2 separate regions of the Homo sapiens genome follow, and region 1 is linked to region 2. Evidence: read pairs that join two places in POLR2A ChIA-PET (ENCODE). Cell type or tissue: OCI-LY7. All regions are shown on one strand. Links, peaks and the distances in the headings refer to the core of each region. The heading gives the core; the rest is flanking DNA.

Region 1 (4,397 bases), core at 88-4,087, 82 kb before region 2:
AACAGTACAAGCAGAGAAAGCTCTCTTGAAGTAAACAGCTAAAAATGCAAAATAAACATACCAGGCTAGTAGCAATACCTAGTGAGAAATGAGATGACACTTTGCAAGCAAACTTAGGGGGTCACAATCAACAGGTTCTAACAACAATTAATCAATCTACATTCTTCCAATGAGGAAGGACTATCGTAACACCATGAGAGATAGTAAAAATTCCCCATGTCATCTGATTGATATCTTGAATTTTATATACAAACACAAAAGTAAAATACAGTCATGCACCGCATAAGAACATTTCAGTCAATGGATACCACATATAAGAGGGTAGTCCCTGCCTGAGCATAGTGGCTCACGCCTGTAATCCCAGCACTTTGGGAGACTGAGGCAGGTGGATCATTTGAGGTCAGGAGTTCAAGACCAACCTGGCCAACGTGGTGAAACTCCATCTCTAATAAAAATGTAGAAATTAGCCATGTGTAGTGGTGTGTGCCTATAATCCCAGCTACTGGGAGGCTCAGGCAGGAGAATAGTTTGAACCCAGGAGGCAGAAGTTGCAGTGAGCTGAGATAGCGCCACTGCACTCCAGCCTGCGAGACACAGCGAGACTGCATTTCAAAAAAAAAAAAAAAGAGGGTGGTCTCATGAGATTATAATATAGTACTTTTGGTGTATCTTTGCTGTTTAGATACACAAGTACCACTGTGTTACAACTGCCTACAGTATTCCATACAATAACATACTGTACAGGTTTGTAGCCTAGGAGCAAAAGGCTATACCATATAGCCTAGGTGTGTATAGTAGGCTCTATTATCTAGCTTTGTCTAAGTGTATTCTACGATGTTCATGCAACAGTGAAATTGTCTAACAACTCATTTCTCAGAACATATCCCCATTGTTAAGCAACACATGACTGACTGTTACTAACTTGTGGTAGAAAGAAAAGGCCAATGGGGATTTTGTGCAGTTGAGAAGCAGGCTTCTGTATTTTATAAAACTTGTTAAAAATTAATTTGAGGCCGGGCACGGTGGCTCACGCCTGTAATCCCAGCACTTTGGGAGGCCGAGGCAGGTGGATCACGAGGTCAGGAGATCAAGACCATCCTGGCTAACACGGTGAAACCCTGATTCTACTAAAAATATCAAAAATTAGCCAGGCGTGGTGGTGGGCGCCTGTAGTCCCAGCTACTTGGGAGGCTGAGGCAGGAGAATGGCGTGAACCCGGGAGGCGGAGGTTGCAGTGAGCCAAAATTGCGCCACTGCACTCCAGCCTGGGCGACAGAGCAAGACTCCATCTCAAAAAAAAAAAAAAAAAATTAATTTGAAGAGCAATATGTAGAGCTCGCAGGTTTTTATTTTTTGCCAAATATTAGAAGGAAAAAATCTATCTACTATCTAGAATCACAACTTCATAAGAAAAAGGGCATTTTAACACAGAAAAAGGATGGATATAATTTAAAGGTGAATAAATTGTATAAACATTGATAACATTTCTATTTCATCATGAACTTCATGGTAAAAATTCTAACTCAAAGAGCAACATTTGGGAAGCTACTGACTTAGTGTTTTAAAGAAAATAAAAATATAGAATGTCAAAGAATAACAAAGCTATTAGAGATATTTAAAATAGAGACTTTAATGGGTGGTTTTATCATTCACTTTATGTTAACTATACACTAAAATCTCCACAACTTTATTAATCTTTAGTAATAGCTCATAACTTTTTCTAGTCTAGAAGCTTTTTTCAAAATAAAAAATTCTGAGTACTACCTCTCCCCATGATTGGATTTAAGCATTACTAAATGAAATGATAACACCATCATGACTTTTTTTTTTTTTTTTGAGATGGAGTTTCACTCACTGTCACCCAAGCTGGAGTGCAGTGGTATGATCTCGACTCACTGCAGCCTCTGCCTCTCATGTTCAAGTGATTCTCCTGCCTCAGCCTACCAAGTAGCTGGGACTACAGGTGCACACCACCATAGCCAGCTAACTTTTTTTTTTTTTTTTTTGAGACAGAGTCTCGCTCGTCGCCCAGGCTGGAGTGCAGTGGCAAGATCTCAGCTCACTGCAAGCTCCGCCTCCCGGGTTCACGCCATTCTCCTGCCTCAGCCTCCCGAGTAGCTGGGACTACAGACGCCCGCCACCACGCCTGGCTAATTTTTTGTATTTTTAGTAGAGACGGGGTTTCACCATGTTAGCCAAGATGGTCTCAATCTCCTGACCTCGTGATCCACCCGCCTTGGCCTCCCAAAGTGCTGGGATTACAGGTGTGAACCACTGCACCCAGCCAATTTTTTGTATTTTTAGTAGAGATGGGGTTTCACTATGTTGGCCAGGCTGGTCTTAAACTCCTGACCTCAGGTGATCCAGCTGCCTCAGACTCCCAAAGTGCTGGGATTACAGGCGTGAGCCACCACCACGCCCGGCCCATTATGACTTTTTAATAAATTTTATTATATATTACAAATATGCAAGAACTATTATTCATGCAACATTTAATGTACACATGGATTTCCAGACCCCTTGCAGAGATCTACAGCCCAATCCATTTCTCCAGGCACTCATCTCCTCCTACCACAAGTTTCTCACATTTTAGGCTGGACAATTCCTTTAGAGAAGGTATCAAATAGCTCGTTAAACCGGATTATCTTCAAAATCACTTCCAATCTTGAGATTATAAGATCCTGGGACAACGAGTACTTCTAAAAAGAATTTTGAGACTCCTAAAGAAATGATATCTTGACCAATATTTAGGTCCTCTACCTCCTGACACTCTTTTCAGACAACTATGAAGAAATTTAAAAGGTATAACCCCATAAGGAGGAGACAACAATGGAGGACAGGTGGCAACAAGTTTCTGTATAATGGAAAGCAGACAGTGGACTTCCAAGGTGAGATGGCAGATTGAACACACACACATCTAATTTTGCTTCCTCCCAAAACGTTACTAAAACAAGGATAAAGAAAGTTGTGTTATTGTTGTTTGTTCTGTTTTTAGGACACAAGCCATTATGACAGGGAGAATGAGACAATAGCAACAAAATTTTGGAAGCTGGAAAGCAGCTGGATAACTGACCTAGTCAAAGATGCCAAAATCTTTTTTTTTTTTTTTTTGTGACGGAGTGTCACTCTGTCGCCAGGCTGGAGGTGCAGTGGCGCAATCTCAGCTCACTGCTACCTCCACCTCCTGGGTTCAAGCAATCCTCCTGCCTCAGCCTCCTGAGTAGCTGGGACTACAGGCGCACGCCACCACGCACAGCTAATTTTTGTATTTTTAGTAGAGACGGGGTTTCACCATGTTGGCCAGGATGGTCTCGATCTCTTGACCTCATGATCTGCCTGCCTCAGCCTCCCAAAGGGCTGGGATTACAGGGGTGAGCCACTGCACCCCGCCAAAGATGGCCAAATTCTAAGCCAGCAATGCTGACAACTAAGAACAAACCGGTTTATGCCATAGATTCCTCAAAAGGCTCAGGAACTGCCAGAACAAAGAGTGGAAGGGGGACTAAAAGAAAGGAGCAAGTGAATGCTGAACAGTTAGAATCCCAGATTTCTTCCAAGCTGCTGAGTGGCCCCACCCTCAATGTGGCAGGTGACAGATTTCTCTTCTCAAGAGGGTAAACCATACAAGGTGGAAGACATAGGCATCCTAACAGAGACAGATTGTGTGAGCCCAATATACTAAATGTTCTTTGGCTCCTTACCCAACCCTCTTTTCCTGAGTTCCCAGATACTGACAACCAGACCTCAACTCTCCAAGCAGAAAACTGGAAGATACTCTCTGGAAAATATGACTGGGACAAAAGGAAAGATAAATACAGTGGAGACAGCCTCAAACAATCCACCCAGATCAATTATTTCAATCTTGGCTACACACTGGAATTATCTTGGCAGCTTTAAAAAATACTGGTGCTAATCTTCGGAGATAGAAATCAGAATAGTGGTCACCTCTAGGCTGGGAGTGAGACAACAGAAGAAAGGGATATGAAGGAATTTTCTAGAATTTTTTGCCATGCTCTACATCTTATATCGGTTACATGGTAAAAATCAAACTATACACTTAAATTCTGTGCATTTTACTGTATGTAGCCACACCTAATTTTTTTAACTATCCCTACCTGGGACCTAGTCTCAGAGATTCTGACGTATTAGCAGCAGGGATTTTTTTTTTTAATTCTCCATGTGATTATAATGTGCAGCCGAAGCTGAGAATCACTGCTTTAGACTCTAGAATATAGGGTAAAACAACATGTCCTTAAGTCCTACTTACAAGTTCAGGACTTCCCATCAGCTTTCAGTAGCCCACTGTTAATCATGAACAGACAACCAAGGATTACCAGTCTTCCGAGGAGGGCCTCTACTAATAAGACTATACCAAATAGGAAAAAAAGTAACTTGGA
Region 2 (4,397 bases), core at 182-4,181:
CAGTTTAGTACCATTTATTAAAGTTTAGATATATGCAAACATAAACATAGTATTTATGTACCCCTGCCACATGCAGTGAAAGTAGAAAAACATCATGGCAAAAACTCATACCAAATTCAAGATGGTGATTCCTCTAAAGAGGGAGGAAGGAGAATATCAGGCAGGATAAGAGAGCTTCAACTATACCTGTAATGTTTTACTTCTTTTTAAAAATGAAGCAAATATGGCAAAAGGTTAAGATTTGTTAAGAAGGTGGTAGCTACACAGCGTTTGTCATATTGTTTTTTTTTTTTTTTTCTGAGATGGAGTTTCGCTTTTGTCACCCAGGCTGGAGTGCAGTGGCGTGGTCTTGGCTTACTGCAAACTCCACCTCCCCAGTTCAAGTGATTCTCCTGCCTCAGTCTCCCGAATAGCTAGGATTATAGGAACCTGCCATCACGCCCAGCTAATTTTTGTATTTTTAGTAGAGATGGGGTTTCACCATGTTAGCTAGGCTGGTCTGGAACTCCTGACCTCAGGCGATCTGCCTGCCTTGGCCTCCCAAAGTGCTTGGGATTACAGGAGTGAGCCACCGTGCCCGGCTGTCATATTGTTTTTTATATGCCAATACTGTTCTATGAGATTTGCATGTATATATCTTAAATTCTCAAAATCTCCCTATGGAATAGGTATTACCATTATCTCCATTTTATTGATAAAGAAACTGAGGCAAGAGAGGTTAAGAAGAGGGTAAGAAATTTACAGAGAGCAGGTTAATGGCAGAGTTGGAACCTGAGCCCAGATAGTCTGCCTCCAGAGCCTGTTCTTTTAACCACTAAAGTAACAGAACCAGGATTATTTATGTTGGAGAGGAGCATGCAGAGCAGGTTTAGCACCGACTGTGTCAGATACCCCTCCCGAGTGCACCCACTAAAGGTGTCTCTGGTCATTCCCTCCATACAAGCAACTCACAACAGGGCTAGGACTTTCATCCTTATTTCCTGAGGACTTTGTACAATGCCTGACGCATAATCAAATACAGATAAAAAAGCACTTGCCAAATGGATGAATGAAGTGTATGCTGGGTTTTTATCCGGAAGTAGGGCCCTCTGTCATGAACAATTCATGGGATCGGACTTAAAGAGTGATATCCTTCCACTGTCCTGATCTTGGGCTCCTGAATCTTAAGAAACACTTCATCTTAACTCTGTTCAATGTCAGGATTTAAACATGACTCTTTCCACAACCATCTTTCAATAATCATCTTGGGAGTTTATATTTCTTTCCTGACACTATTTTCTTCCTCCCTTCTTTCTGTATATTCTGAAATCTAACATTATTTGTGTCCAAGTTATCTTCCCTTGTGGAAAGCTGGATGATTTGAAGGCAGATACTTGGTTACATTCATCTTCAAACCTCCCCTCCTCTCTAGCACACAGCACAGTTTGGTATTTAAGTGTTCCGTAAATGTTTATTAAATAACCAACATAAATAGTGGCTTTGGCTTTAAAATCTCATTGAGGATTAAAGTGCATACTTTTCTATAATATTTAATACTTTTTTTTTTTAAAGCACAAACCAGGTAGCTCATTAGTAAACTTATTGGGAAGCAGTAAAGACTAGTCTGGCATTCAGCTACAAGACAAATTCTAGTTCTAAGAAAAAATCTCAAGCCAACCCTTCATCAAAGAGGCAGTTACAATGAGCAGGCTCTTCCACTTGTGGCTTACATCAAAAACCAAAAGCAAATTTCCCACATGCTTGTATAGAAAGGATGGTTGGCCACGTACTGTTTTGTTTTGTTTTGTTGTTTTTCAGGCACAGCCACAGACACAAACTGTAATTACTGTCAGTAAAACGATATTCTAAATAAAAAGACACAGAAATTATAGAGAATGTTTCACTTTACCATAGGATGATCAGCGAAAACATCAAAGGTTTTTCCTGTCCTAAGATTGTTCTTTACTCCGGTGATTCTCCTAAATGCCTCTCTTGCCTGCACATACCTCATCAAACCAGGAGATGGCACTCTTTAGTCTTATTTGACGAAACCCACCCGAGTTGAATGAATAATTTCATCAACTATGGAAACTATACCACAAGGGGGCAATAACAATGAACAGATGTATACTACCAGGTTTTAAGTAATTTTCTAAGATGTGTGTTCTAAAAATGTATTTCAGACAAACTCATCAATTTTTCCTAAGGAAAAAAAATAGCTGAGTTGGGTTAACAATGCCTGAAAATCTTCCACGTCTCTCGTCAACACCCTCTCCCGTTCCCCGTATCAACGATACTAAATCTTCACCATTTTCTAGACTTGCACTTCATGTTCGCGTTCTCATCCTCTCTCTCTCTCAGCCATTAAAAGTGCTCAAATCTCTCTCCCCCCTGCCCGCAACACACACATCCTCTCCACTCTTTCCTTCCTTCGGTTATAATAGAGTCTGCAATTTATTTTAGAATTCCTCAGCACACACAGTTTAATATATGTGTGTAAGTTATAGTCCAGATGTCTCTCATATCCAAATCAGGAATGCACAGGTGCTTGGCTAGAGCTGTAATCAGGAAGCCAATGCTCGAGGCAGCTACTCCAAGCGCTTCTATATTCCTTATCTCCTTACTTTGATCAAGATTGGTCAATTTCTGAGACTTGTTAATTAGGAAATCTGGCTTTTATTGGTGAAATTTGTCATTTTCTCGAGACAGGGTCTCACTCTGTCGCCCAGGCTGGAAGTGCAGTGGCATGATCACAGCTCACTGCAGCCTTGACCTCCTGGGCTCAAGCAATCCTCCCACCTCAGCTTCCTAAGTAGCTAGGATTATAGGTGCATGCCACCACCCTGGCTAATTTTTTATTTTTAGTAGAGATGGTGTGTCAATTTGTTGCCAAGGCTGGTCTCAAGCTACTGGCCTCAGGCAATCTGCCTGCCTTGGTCTCCCAAAGTGCTGAGATTACAGGCATAAGCCACTGCACCCGGCCTGTGGTTTGTTAAATAGCATGATAAATGGATGGATAAATATTACAAATGAATGATAACTGGTAAAATTAAAGGTATCTAAGATATGTGTTGTGGATTGGCTGAAATATGAGATATTCCATACCTTTTAATGAAGAGGTTTTAAGAACTAGTTGAGGCTATAATCTTTACCTTTAGGGAGGTACCTGGAGCTAACAGTTTTACAGTTAGAGGTTCTCAAACTTTAGAGAGCTTCAGATTGCACGGAGGGCTGATGAAAACACAGTTTGCTGGACCTGTCTCAGAGTTTCTGGACTCAGTAGGTCTTGGATTAGGCTGAAAATATGCATTAATTTTAAGTGCCCACGCTGGCCTAAGAGACCACGTACTGAGAATTATTGGTTCAGAATTTCTAGTGGCCTGATGCTAATTATAAGGAAACACAAGCCTGCCTTTGAAGTATCATTGGTTTTGTCTTGACTAAATCTTTCATGCAAGTTGATAGAGCACTTAAAAAGGCAGACTTGGGGGCCGGACACAGTGGCTCACACCTATAATCCCAGTACTTTGGGAGGCCAAGGCAGGTGGATAACCTGAGGTCAGGAGTTCGAGACCAGCCTGGCCAACTTGGTGAAACCCAATTTCTACTAAAAAAAAAAAAAAAAAAATGGTGGTGTGCACCTTAGTCCCAGCTACTGGGGTGGCTGAGACAGGAGAATTGCTTGAACCCAGGAGGAGGAGGTTGTAGTGGGCCAAGATTGTACCACTGCACTCCAGCGTGGGCGACAGAGCAAGACTGCATCTCAAAAAAAAGAAAAAAAAAGGCAGGGTTAGAACTTTAATAAGTTTACAGGCAGATTATATGAAATGTTTCATGATTGCTTGAAAATAAATATATTTATTGCAAATAAAATGTTTTATGACTGAATAAATGTCTACATGTCTAGCAGAAATTGCTTTCATTACAACCTAGTAATAAGGTTGCATGGGGGTACTTAATCCTCACTTACATCAAACATCGGTGGATTCAGTTCCTTCTCTCCCTCCTTCCCAATCTCTATGTCTTTTATTTTTTTTCTTGACTTATTACAGTGACTAGGATATTCAGTAATATGTGGAATAGAAATGACAACGTATATCCTTGCTTTGATCCTAATATCAGTGATTATATATTCAGACTTTCACCATTACATAAGATGTTGGCTGTGGGTTTTTCATAAATGTCTTTTATCAGGTTAAGAAAGTTCCCTCCTATTCTTAGTTTGCTAAGAATTGATTGAATTTTGCCAAATGCATCTATTCAGATAATCATATATTAATAGCTTTTCTATTCTCTCTCTCTCTTTTTTTTTTTTTTTTTTTTTTTGAGACAGGGTCTCACTCTGTCACCCAGGCTGGAGTGCAATGGCGTGATCTCGGCTCACTGCAACCTCTGCCTCCTGGGTTCCGGCAATTCTT

Evidence for each region. Peaks named below come from ENCODE experiments on the same cell type or tissue, not always from the same donor. Only the 100,000 strongest peaks of a DNase experiment are listed, where the experiment ranks them.
Region 1: POLR2A ChIA-PET joins it to region 2 with 5 read pairs; 2 of 35 experiments call an interaction of 5 or more read pairs at or near these places.

What each region holds. Positions count from the first base shown.
Region 1 is chr1:92,774,816-92,779,212 of GRCh38, forward strand. The region is part of intron 1 of EVI5 (ecotropic viral integration site 5); the gene reads right to left. Among named protein-coding and RNA genes, the nearest start is that of EVI5, 8.1 kb to the right of the region's middle. RefSeq lists an enhancer at 1-193. In OCI-LY7, for the core only: no CTCF peak of the experiment used is centred there; no DNase peak of the experiment used is centred there.
Region 2 is chr1:92,857,040-92,861,436 of GRCh38, forward strand. The region is part of intron 2 of DIPK1A (divergent protein kinase domain 1A); the gene reads right to left. Among named protein-coding and RNA genes, the nearest start is that of SNORA66, 19 kb to the left of the region's middle. In OCI-LY7, for the core only: a CTCF peak has its summit at 2,046 (motif pointing right); a DNase peak (open chromatin) is centred at 2,042; H3K4me3 peaks cover 822 bases; H3K27ac peaks cover 1,424 bases.